2 separate regions of the Homo sapiens genome follow, and region 2 is linked to region 1. A link is a contact called in ENCODE Hi-C or POLR2A ChIA-PET data. All regions are on one chromosome and are shown on one strand. Each heading gives the region's core, a stretch centred on a gene start or an enhancer-like site at or near the end of the contact. The rest is flanking DNA. Distances are from core to core; before and after follow the strand shown. Region 1 overlaps EEF1A1-AS1 (EEF1A1 antisense RNA 1). Region 2 overlaps SLC17A5 (solute carrier family 17 member 5).

What was found. Hi-C counts contacts between places; a loop is a spot of excess contacts on that map. ChIA-PET counts read pairs that join two places held with the same protein, here RNA polymerase II (POLR2A). Pooled maps may share reads with other maps.
Region 2: a loop to region 1 is called in a map of CD14-positive monocyte, with 4 times the contacts of the local background. The contact joins two enhancer-like sites. A Hi-C loop is called at or near these places in 5 of 168 maps with a recorded cell type or tissue (CD14-positive monocyte, HepG2 and heart left ventricle) and 7 of 50 pooled maps. POLR2A ChIA-PET finds 5 or more read pairs at or near these places in 15 of 52 experiments (A673, H1, MCF 10A and 7 more).

Annotation. Positions count from the first base shown.
Region 1 is chr6:73,563,322-73,568,773 of GRCh38, forward strand. All of the region lies in intron 3 of EEF1A1-AS1 (EEF1A1 antisense RNA 1), which reads left to right. Among named protein-coding and RNA genes, the nearest start is that of EEF1A1-AS1, 42 kb to the left of the region's middle. RefSeq lists enhancers at 203-752, 2,403-2,952 and a silencer at 2,501-2,683. Within about 2 kb of position 3,855, at least 9 of the 41 ENCODE cell types and tissues checked have a DNase peak (open chromatin) inside an H3K27ac peak, as active enhancers do.
Region 2 is chr6:73,607,048-73,612,916 of GRCh38, forward strand. It overlaps SLC17A5 (solute carrier family 17 member 5), which reads right to left. Exons shown (of 11, transcript NM_012434.5): 9 at 3,353-3,500. Among named protein-coding and RNA genes, the nearest start is that of SLC17A5, 44 kb to the right of the region's middle. RefSeq lists enhancers at 2,414-2,583, 4,345-4,514. Within about 2 kb of position 3,569, at least 2 of the 41 ENCODE cell types and tissues checked have a DNase peak (open chromatin) inside an H3K27ac peak, as active enhancers do.

The sequences.
Region 1 (5,452 bases), core at 2,605-5,104:
ATGGCGTGATCTTGGCTCACTGCAACCTCCACCTCCCGGGTTCAAGTGATTCTCCTGCCTCAGCCTCCCAGTAGCTGGGACTACAGGCGCCCGCCACCACACTCAGCTAATTTTTATACTTTTAATAGAGACGGGGTTTCACCATGTTGGCCAGGATGGTCTCGATCTCTTGACCTTGTGATCCGCCCGCCTTGGCCTCCCAAAGTGCTGGGATTACAGGCGTGAGCCACCACGCCCGGCCACAAACAGATAAATTTTTGTCGAGTAAACAAATAAATGTTCCAGTGAATGATCTTTTTGGAAATAAAGTTGATTCCTAAATTACAATGGAGAAATTTAAACAAAAACCATCTCATGGTTCCTATTGTAAAAAGTGACATGCTGGGCGCAGTGGCTCACGCCTCTGATCCCAGCACTTTGGGAGGCCGAGGTGGGTGGATCATGAGATCAGGAGATTGAGACCACTGCTTGAACCCAGGAGGCGCAGGTTGCAGTGAGCCAAGATCGTGCCACTGCACTCCAGCCTGGGCGATAGAGCCAGACTCTGTCTCAAAAAAAAAAAAAAAAAAAAAGGGACAACATAGGTTGGGTGTGGTACCTCACATCTGTAATGGGCCTTTGGGAGGCCCAGGTGGGAGAGTCACTTGAGCCCAGAAATTTGAGACCAGCCTGGGCAACACAGTGAGACTCGGTCTCTATTTAAATACAGAAAAAAAAAAGTGATAACATGGACATATTAGGCAAATATTATTCAAGTAATTGTTAGCAAGAACTTAATAATATATGGTATGAGGAACTGTGTGCATGAAATGGACCATAGAAAACAATAATAATTCTAAGGTCGGTTTTTATGGAAGAGACAGAACTGAACTGAGCCCTAATTGCTTAGTTTGTAGAAAGCAAAGGAGATAAGCAAAAATATTCCAGTGAAGGGGATATGTCACAGTAGGCTAGGAACAGTGAAAAATCTACTTGACTAACCTGAAAGTGGGAAGGCTCAGAATAAAATGGGAAAGGGTGTGTCAGATACTAGAGGGCCTTGAAGATCACACAGAGGTGTTTAAACTTGATCCAGTGGGAAACAGGGAGCCACAAGGGGTTTTAATGGGGTGACTAAATTAGCGAAAATAATGTATAAGGAAGTTAGCTGGAAATGCCAATAATATTAATTTCCTTCTATTGAAGACCTGATGTGTGCCAGGCACTAGGCAAACAGCCCTAAGATAAGAATTTTTGCTCCCATGTAACGGTTTAGTTAAATGAGAATCCAAGAGGCGACTTACTTGAGCCATAGAGTTAGTAAATGGCTGAGTTAAGACCTACACTTGGGTCCCTATGTCAGAGGCGTGTGAACCAGAGCAACTCCATCTTGAATAGTGGCTAGGTAAAATAAGGCTGAGACCATCTGGGCGGCATTCCCAGACAGTCTAAGTCACAGGATGAGATACGGGGTCAGCACAAGATACAGGTCATAAAGACCTTGCTGATAAAACAGGTTGCACTAAAGAAGCATCAAAACCAAGATGGCGACGAGAGTGACCACTGGTTGTTCTCACTGCTATACTCCTACCAGAACCGTGACAGTTTACTAATGCCATGGCAATGTCAGGAAGTTACCCTATATGGTCTAGAAAGGGGAGGAGCTCTCAGTTCCGGAAACTGCCCACCCCTTTCCTGGAAAACTCATGAATAAGACACCCCTTGTTTAGCATATAATCAAGAAATAACCATAAAAGTGGGCTGGGTGTGGTGGTTCATGCCTGTAATCCCAACACTTTGGTGGGTCGAGGCAAACAGATCACCTGAGGTCAGGAGTTCGAGTCTAGCATGGCTAACATGGCGAAACCCCATCTCTACTAAAAATACAAAAAAGTTAGGCGTGGTGGCGGGTGCCTGTAATCCCAGCTACTGGGTAAGCTGAGGCAGGAGAATCGCTTAAACCGGGGAAGCGGAGGTTGCAGTGAGCTGAGATCGTACCATTGTACTCCAGGCTGGGTGAAAAGAGCAGAACTCTGTCTTAAAAACAAAAACAAAATAAAAAAACACCATAAAATAGCCAACCAGCAGCCCATGCTGCTGCTGTGCCTGTGAGGAGCCATTCTTTATTTCTTTACTTTCTTAATAAACTTACTTTCACTTTATGGATTCAGCTCAAATTCTTTCTTGCTCGAGATCCAAGAACCCTCTCTAAGGGTCTGGATCAGGACCCTTTCTGGTAATACACCTATCATTTACATGTTCTGTCTGTTTTCATGCTACAACAGCAGAATTGTGCAGTTGGACAGAGACCCTATGTCCCACAAAGTCTTAAATTTGTACTATCTGTCCCTTTTCAGAAAAAGTCTGCTGACTCCTGTAGAGCTTTGCTATTCAGTGTGGCCTGTGGACCAGGAACAAGGGGCAACCTCTGGGAGTTTGTTAGAAAGGAAGCATCTTGGGCACCCCTTAGACCTGTTGAATTCAAATCTGCATTTTAGCAAGATTCCAAATGAATCTGTATGCACATTAAGTATAAGAAGCATTGTTGGCCAGGCACGGTGGCTTACGCCTGTAATCTCAGCACTTTGAGAGGCTGAGGCGTGCGGATCACCTGAGGTCAGCAGTTTGACACCGGTTGGCCGATGTAGTGAAACCCCGTCTCTACTGCCAGTATGGTGGTGGGCACCTGTAATCCCAGCTACTTGGGAGGCTGAGGCAGAAGAATTGCTTGAACCCAGGAGGCAGAGGGTGTGGTGAGCCGAAATTGTGCCACTGCACTCCAGCCTGGGTGACAGAGCGAGATTCCATCTTAAAAAAAAAAAAAAAAAAAAAAGCATTGTTAAAATACTGTGCTATTTTGGCTGAAAAGTTAGAGCAGGACAAGCCTAGAAACTAGGACACTGGGTAGCTTAAGACTAGGAGACAGAGGCGGAAGGGACAGGGTCCACAAACATTTAAAGAATGTCTGCCATTTGAGTGTGCACAGGCAGCTACACATTCCTGCCCCAGGCCTCTGGGATTCCTGCATATTTAGTGTAGAGAATAGGAAGCCATATGCAAGTTAAAATACAAATCTGTATTCCTTATTATTAAAGTGTGTTTTGCCATGGCATTTTGAACCAACGATAATCAAATGAGCCACTATTCAACTTCCCACCTCCCCAAAATTGGCCTGAAGGACTGCTTGGAGGGAAGTTTTAAGAGATAGTAGCTCAAATATTTTGCTAATGCAGTTTCGAAAATGCTAGAGTAGATGTGAGTAAGATGATGTAGCCTGCATCTTCCGTCAAAGGTGCCATTTGATGGTTTTCTAATTTCTTTCTTTTCAGAGTCTCACTCTGTTGCCCAGGCTGGAGTACAGTGGTGCAATCTCAGCTCACTGCAACCTCCACCTCCTGGGCTCAAGTGATTCTCCCACCTGTCCCAAGTAGCTGGGACCACAGGTGCACACCACCATGCCTGGCTAATTTTTTATAGACATGGGGTTTTTCCATGTTGCCCAGGCTGGTCTTGAACTCCTGAGCTCAAGGGATCCACCCACCTTGGCTTCCCAAAGTGCTGGGATTACAGATGTGAGCCCCCGTGCCCAGCTTCTAGTTTGCTTTTTAATCATTACTCAAATTCACGGAAGAATTTACTGGCTCTCCAGTTTGAAACCACCCTGGAATTTACATTCATAACCTCCTATTATATGCCACTAAACATCAAAAAAAAATTTTTTTTGATTTCCCATTGTTTTGAGGGAGCCAGGATAACACATCCTAGCTGGTGGCCCCACAGTTATTCCCGGGAGGTGGGGCTTCCTGGTGAGTTTCTGGTGTATTCTTGGTGTGTTCTCGGCTCACAGGGCGGAGTCAGGTTTTCCTCATGCTCAGCCAGCTTGGTGACAAATTGAGGTTGCGTAAGGGAGCGGGGTACAAAGTACATGTGCTGTGCTTCAGTTTGCATCCGCCTGGTCTGTTACACATATTATCTGGAAAATACTGTGGGGTAGGTGGTGTGAGGGCAAATTGGGAAGAAGACCAAGTGAAGCATTAAGGTGAAGCCGAGCAGAGGTAGGGAAGGGTATGGGACTAGCAGCCAAGGATTTAGGATTTAGACTGCCAAAGATTGTGAACTGAGGTAGGAAATGGGTTCTTGGAGTGACTATGATTACAGCAAGCCAACTGGGGCTGCCTGGTTCCAGATTCCATGCAAGCCAGGATGATGATGATCTGCTTGATGTCTTTACTCTGGAGCTACGGCAGAAGGCTTCAGCACTTTAAAATAATGTTTGTCATACCTCACAATACACCCACCACATTACCTGGAGGCCAGGTGAACTGAAAACACAGATTGGTAGGCCCAGAGTTTCTAATTTTGTAGGTTTGGGTAGGACTCAGTAATTTCCTTTTTTTTTTTTTGAGACGAAGTCTCGCTTTGTTGCCCAGGCTGGAGTGCAGTGGACTGCAACCTCTCCCTCCTGGGTTCAAACGATTCTCCTGCCTCAGCCTCCCGAGTCACTGGGATTACAGGTGCCCACCACCACACCTGGCTAATTTTTGTATTTTTAGTAGAGATGGGGTTTGGCCATGTTGGCCAGGCTGGTTTCAAACTCCTGACCTCAAGTGATCCTCCCGCCTTGGCCTCCCAAAGTGCTGGGATTACAGGCATGAGCCACCGTGCCCAGCAATAATTTGCATTTTAACAAGTTTAAAAGTAATGCATATTCTTTGAAACTACTGGTCCTTATAGTACACTTTAAGAACCATTGCTTTAATATGATGCCTGGTTAAGAAACTCTTTGCCTTGGCCAGGTGCGGTGGCTCATGCCTGTAATCCCAGCACTTTGGGAGACCGAGGCGGGCAGATCATGAGGTCAGGAGATCGAGACCATCCTGGCTAACACGGTAAAACCCCGTCTCTACTAAAAAAAAAAAATACCAAAAAATTAGCCGGGTGTGCTAGCAGGCGCCTGTGGTCCCAACTACTCGGGAGGCTGAGGCAGGAGAATGGCATGAACCTGGGAGGCGGAGCTTGTAGTGAGCCGAGATTGCGCCACTGCACTCCAGCCTGGGTGACACAGCGAGACTCTGTCTAAAAAAAAAAGAAACTCTCTGCCTCAGAAATCAGACTCAGAAACCAAGTGGCTTGCTGGGTGGTCAAGAAGTGTGCCCCAGGGCCAGTTCTACAAATTTCCAAGCTTCTTCCTTCCCCAAATCCTGCCAGCCTGCAAGCATCAATTCAGAAATAGTTATTTCCCAGTCATTTTGCCCTTGTTACATATCTTCCAGTTAGTTTATGTGCATGTTGAATGTAACAGTTGAACAAGTATGTCTTTGAATATAATAATGTCTTTTTTTTTATTTTTTTATTTGAGATGGAGTCTCGCTCTGTCGCCCAGGCTGGCTGGAGTGCAGTGGCACAATCTTGGCTCACTGCAACCTCTGCCTCCCGGGTTCAAGCGATTCTCCTGCCTCAGCCTCCCAAGTAG
Region 2 (5,869 bases), core at 2,319-4,818, 43 kb after region 1:
CACTTTAATATTTTACTTGGATTGATCTGTGACCCTGGTCACCACACCTGACTCAAAGTTAGCCAGAAAATAATTACATCTATTGCATTATATGCAAATACCTTTATTGCATTATGAGCAAAGTGTTCTGTGCGTGTTCTATTTAATCTTCACAACGATCTTATAAGGTAGGTACCATGGATATTTGGTTTTCTTTTTCTTCAGCATCTATTTTCATCTTTTGACAATAGCACTATTTTTTTTTTTTTTGAGATGGAGTTTCACTCTTGTCACCCAGGCTAGAGTGCAATTGCTCACTGCAACCTCCACCTCCCAGGTTCAAGTGATTTTCTGCCTCATCCTTCCAAGTAGCTGGGATTACAGGTCCTACCACCCCACCTGGCTAATTTTATATTTTTAGTAGAGACAGAGTTTCACCATGTTGGCCAGGCTGGTCTTGAACTCCTGACCTCAGGTGATCTGCCCACCTTGGTCTCCCAAAGTGCCGGGATTACAGGCATGAGCCATTACACCCGGCCGACCATAGCTCCAATTTTTATCCGATGATCCAATTTTCTTTCATTGCTAGTTCAAGAGAGCAGGGGGGGCCCTCATCAGATTCCAGAGATTCTAATAAGACTTCAGGAACCTGATGAATCCTAAGCTACCTTTCAGATTTATTAAATGGTGTGGGTGACTTACCACCTTCTGGCTGGATGGCTGCTGAACCAATTTTATGTTCCTTATAATTTTTTTTTTTTTTTTTTTGAGATGGAGTCTCACTTTGTCACCCAGGCTGGAGCACAGTGGCACAATCTTGGCTCACAGCAACCTCTGCCTCCCGGGTTCAAGCGATTCTCCTGCCTCAGCCTCCTGAGAAGCTGAGACTACAGGTGTGTGCCATCACACCCTGCTAATTTTTGTATTTTTAGTAGAGATGGGGTTTCACCATGTTGGCCAGGCTGATCTCGAACTCCTGACCTCAGGTGATCCACCCGCCTCAGCCTCCCAAAGTGTTGGGATTACAGGCGTGAACTACCGTGCCCGGCTCAAAATGACTCATGTTTATTTACATCTTCATGTGTTATAATGGATGTTACCGATGGATTCCTCAGCATCCATTCCCACTCCCCACCCCCATCTGTGTAGCAATAGTGATGTCTGAGGGGCACTGACCCTTTGACTTCTAACTTTTGGGGTAGGTGCTGATTGTCCTAAAGTCACATGATATTCTCTTGGCCATTGGGGTTGGTTCATGTGACTCAGTTTGGGTCAACCAAAATGAAGCCCAGGACTTATTTCCATGGTGGAGAGAGGAAAAGATCCTTTTCTTTCTGCTTGATGTGAATGAAGAAGCATGTAGTCCTGATTGTTGCTGGCAATCATTTCATTGTGTGATTTTATAAGCAGACCCAGTCTTAGGACAAAACTACTACTGTAAAAGACAGAGAGTGAGAAAGAAACAATCTGTGGTGATATTAGTAGGCAGCTGGATATCAACTCTTGCCTGAAGCCTATTATTTCTGGATACAATTAAGTGAATCAATAGATTATGCTGTTTAGCCCAGTTTAAATTAGAATTTCTATACTTCAACTAAAAACATCCTAAGCGATAACATAGCCTAGAACTATTTCTTGCCAAAACTCTCAATTCCCATATCCCTTTGACTATTCGTCAATCCTAGGCTTGACAAAACCTCAAGTCTTGGCCAGGTGCTGTGGCCCACGCCTGTAATCCTAGCACTTCGGGGGGCTGAGGCGGGAAGATTACTTGAGGCCAGGAGACTGAGACCACCCTGGGCAAGATAGGGAGACCCCATCTCTACAAAATATTTTTTGAAAAATTAACCAGGCATGGTGATGTATGCCTGCAGTCCCAGCGACTCAGGAGGCTGAGCAGGAAGGATTACTTGATCCCAGGAGTTCAAGGCCACAGTGAACTACAGTGGCGTCACTGCACTCTAGCCTGGGTGACAGAGTGCAGCTTATCTTAGAGTATTTATTGAAGAGATAGGAGACTGAGGATTCATAGAAATCAGAAGATTCTGTAGGAGTCCAGGTGTGAAGATTTTGAGGTAGTGAAAAGAGGGTAAGAGTCCATCTGTCTTTTCTCCAAAATAAATTTATATCTATTATTTTTACAAATAAAGTGTATTAAAACTTTTGGGTTAAAATATTTACATAGCTCCCTTATTTACCTTGTCAGCTGGCACAAAATGGTTTTAGAAGTATGTGGCTCAAAGAATATTTCCAGAGAGGTAGCTGTAGAAAGAATTTTGGGCTTAAAAGTAAAAATTTTAGGTTCAAGTTTTGGCTCTATCATTTATTATATTAGCTGTGTGCTGCAAGATAAATCACTTAACTTCTCTTAAGTTTCTTTAGCGTTCAAATAGGGCAAAAATACTTACTTCAAAGGAATGCTTTAAGGGTAAAATGGATAGTGTTTATGAAAGTGATGTGTAAACTATCAAGGGCTACACAAATATATTTGCACATAGGTAATATAGTTAGACAAATCAATTGGGTCTACTCTTTCACATTCATTCATCTGACAAAATGCCTACTACATGCCAAGTGCCATGGAGAGCCCTGAGGACAATAAGGGAGTTTCTGCCTTCACAGAGTTCCTAGTCTAGTTGGGTGAACAGACACAGTAATGAGTTATTGCAATGTTCTAATGAGAGCACTGTGGACAGAGGTGATGATAGTTAAAAGTTTAAATTTAAAAACAACTTCCTGCTTTAATTATTGTGTAAATTAAAATCCTGTTAAGAATTTAAAGTCATTCCTATAGTAGTCAAATCCATAGAGGCAGAAAGTAGAATGTTGGTTGCCAGGGCCTGGGAGGAAGGAGAAATGGGAGATTGTGTTTAACGGGTACAGTTTCTGTTGAGAAGATGAAATTGCTCTAGAGATTGTTGGTGGTGCTAGTTATGAAACAATGTGAATACTTAATGCCACAGAACTGCATACTTAAAATGGTAAGTTTTATATCATATCTATTTTATCAGGTTTTTTTTTTTTTAGATGGAGTCTTGCTCTTGTTGCCCAGGCTGAAGTGCAATGATGCGATCTCAGCTCACTGCAACCTCTGCCTCCTGGGTTCAAGCGATTCTCCTGCCTCAGCCTCCTAAGTAGCTGGGATTACAGGTGCCCGCCATCATGCCTGGCTAATTTTTGTATTTTTAGTAGAGATAGGGCTTCGCCATGTTGGCCAGGCTGGTCTCAAACTCCTGACCTCAGGTTATCTGCCTGCCTTGGCCTCCCAAAGTGCTGGGATTACAGGTGTGAGTCACCGCCTCTGGCCTTTTATCAGGATTTTTAAAAATATAATTTAAAGTCAATCACAGCAAATCTTTATATTAGTACTCACGAAGGAGCAATATCCAGATGGTTGATGCTAAATCCAGAAGAGCAAAAGCCTCCCAGTGTTGTTGATATAGTTAGGAAAGCAACGGCCAAAGAATAATCACAGCCAATGAAGCCAGCAGCTACCAGGAATACTGCAGGTCCAATCATTCCTGGAGTTAAAAAGTTATAAAAGGGAAAAAACACCCAGCATTAATATTTGCTCTACCTTAATATGGTATAAATCTGAAATTTGAAATTGCTGCCACCTACTGTAGAAACACTATATTGCCTGGAAGACTAACAAATTTCATGAGAAAAAAAAAATGCTGGAAAACATGGGCGTAATACAACTAATATACTATAAAAGGAAAATCTCATTATGCAATGTTATTAAATCTACATGTGGCCAAAACTCAGCTAAAATTCCATGGTGTTAGAGAAGAACAAGACAAGAACAACTTAAAAATATGTTTCTAGAGAGAAGCAATAGCTGACACAGAATGTGGTTTAAAATACATATAACCAAAGGAGATAAACTGAATAATAAACTCTGTTGGATGAGGTTAGAATAATACTCCATCTTGCCTGGGTGTGGCAGCTCACACCTGTAATCCCAGCACGTTAGGAGGCTGAGGCGGGAGAATCACTTGAGGCCAGGAGTTTGAGGCCAGCCTGGGCAACACAGCAAGACCCTGTCTCTACGAAATATTAAAAACAAAATTCGCCAGGCATGGTGGTGCACACCTGTAGTCCTGGCTGCTCAGGAGGCTGAGGTGGGAGGATTGCTTGAGCCCAGAAGTTCAAGGTTACAGTGAGCTATGATGGCACCACTGCACTCCAGCCTGGGTTGTCAGAGCAAGACCTTGTTTCTTAAAAAGATTTTTTAAAATCTCTGTCTTCATTCTCTCTCTCTTTTTTTTGAGCTGGAGTCTCACTCTGTCACCCAGGCTGGAGTGCAGTGGCGTGATCTGGGCTCACTGCCACCTCTGCCTCCTAGGTTCAAGTGATTCTCCTGCCTCAGCCTCCTGAATAGCTGGAATTACAGGCCTGGGCCACCATACCCAGCTAATTTTTGTATTTTTAGTAGAGATGGGGTTTCGCCATGTTGGCCAGGCCGTTCTCGAACTCCTGACCTCAAGCGATCCACCCACCTTGCCTCCCAAAGTGCTGGGATTACAGGTGTGAGCCACCATGCCCGGCCTTGGTTTTTTTTTTTTCTGCCCCACCTAATATGCAGGAATCCTCCCTATTATTAACAACTGATAAGAATACACATTGGTCATTACAGGCAGTTAAGCGTAAAATATGAGAAGAGACTTAATGAGTGGGCTGTCAGTTTTTCTGTGTCTACAGCAGTGCTATCCAATAGCTCTCTGTGATGATGGAAATGTTGTATTTGTATATACTGCAACTGAGGAACTTTAAAAAAAGTTCAATTACATTTATTTACTTATTTATTTATTTTCTTGTTTTTTTGAGACAGGGTCTCACTGTCGTCAGGCTGGAGTGCAGTGGTGCGATCATGGCTCACTGCAGCCTTGACTTCCCAGGCTCAAGTGATCCTCTGCCTTGGCTTCCTGAGTAGCTGGGACTACAGGTGCACGCCACCATGTCTGATTTAATTTAATTTCATTACTTTTATTTATTTATTTTGAAATAGGGTCGCATTCTGTTACCCAGGCTGGAGTGCAGTGGCACAATCTGAGCTCACTGCAACCTCTGCCTCCCAGGTGTAAGCAAGTCTTGTGCCTCAGCCTCCTGAGTAGCTGGGATTAAAGGCATGTGCCACCATGCCTGGCTAATTTTTTTTTTTTCACTCTTTTTGCCCAGACTGGAGTGCAGTGGCGAAATCTTGGCTCACTGCAACCTCTGCCTCCCAGGTTCAAGCAATTCTCCTGCCTCGGCCTCCTGAATAGCTGGGACAGCCACACACCACCACGCCAAGCTAATCTTTGTATTAGAGATGGGGTTTCACCATGTTGGCCAGCCTGGTTTTGAGCTCCTGACCTCAAGTATCTGCCTGCCTCCGCCTCTGCCTCCCAAAGTGCTGGGATTACAGGCAACAGCCACCGAGCCCAGCCAGGGTCTTTTTATAATGTAATTACTGAAGTATAGTCACTGAGACTTCCAGGGTCTCTACTGGAGACTTTTAAAAAGTTAAATGATTGTCTTAGACAGTTTTATTTCTACGTACATTTTTTTCTAACTATTTTTAGAGATAGGGTATTGCTCTGTTGCCTAGGTTGGAGTGCAGTGTTGTGATCATAGCTCTCTGCAGCCTCAAACAACTAGGCTCAAGAGATTTTCTCACCTTAGCCTCTGGAGTAGCTGGGACTACAGATACATACCATCATGCCTAACTGATTAGATAGTTTTAAAAGTTACCTTTCTAGGCCAGGCACAGTGGCTCACGCCTGTAATTCCAGCACTTTGAAAGGCTGAGGTGGGAGGATCGCTTGAGCCCAGGAATTTGTGACTAACCTGAGCAACATGGTAAAACCATGTCTCTACAAAAAATCAAAAATAATTAGCTGGGTGC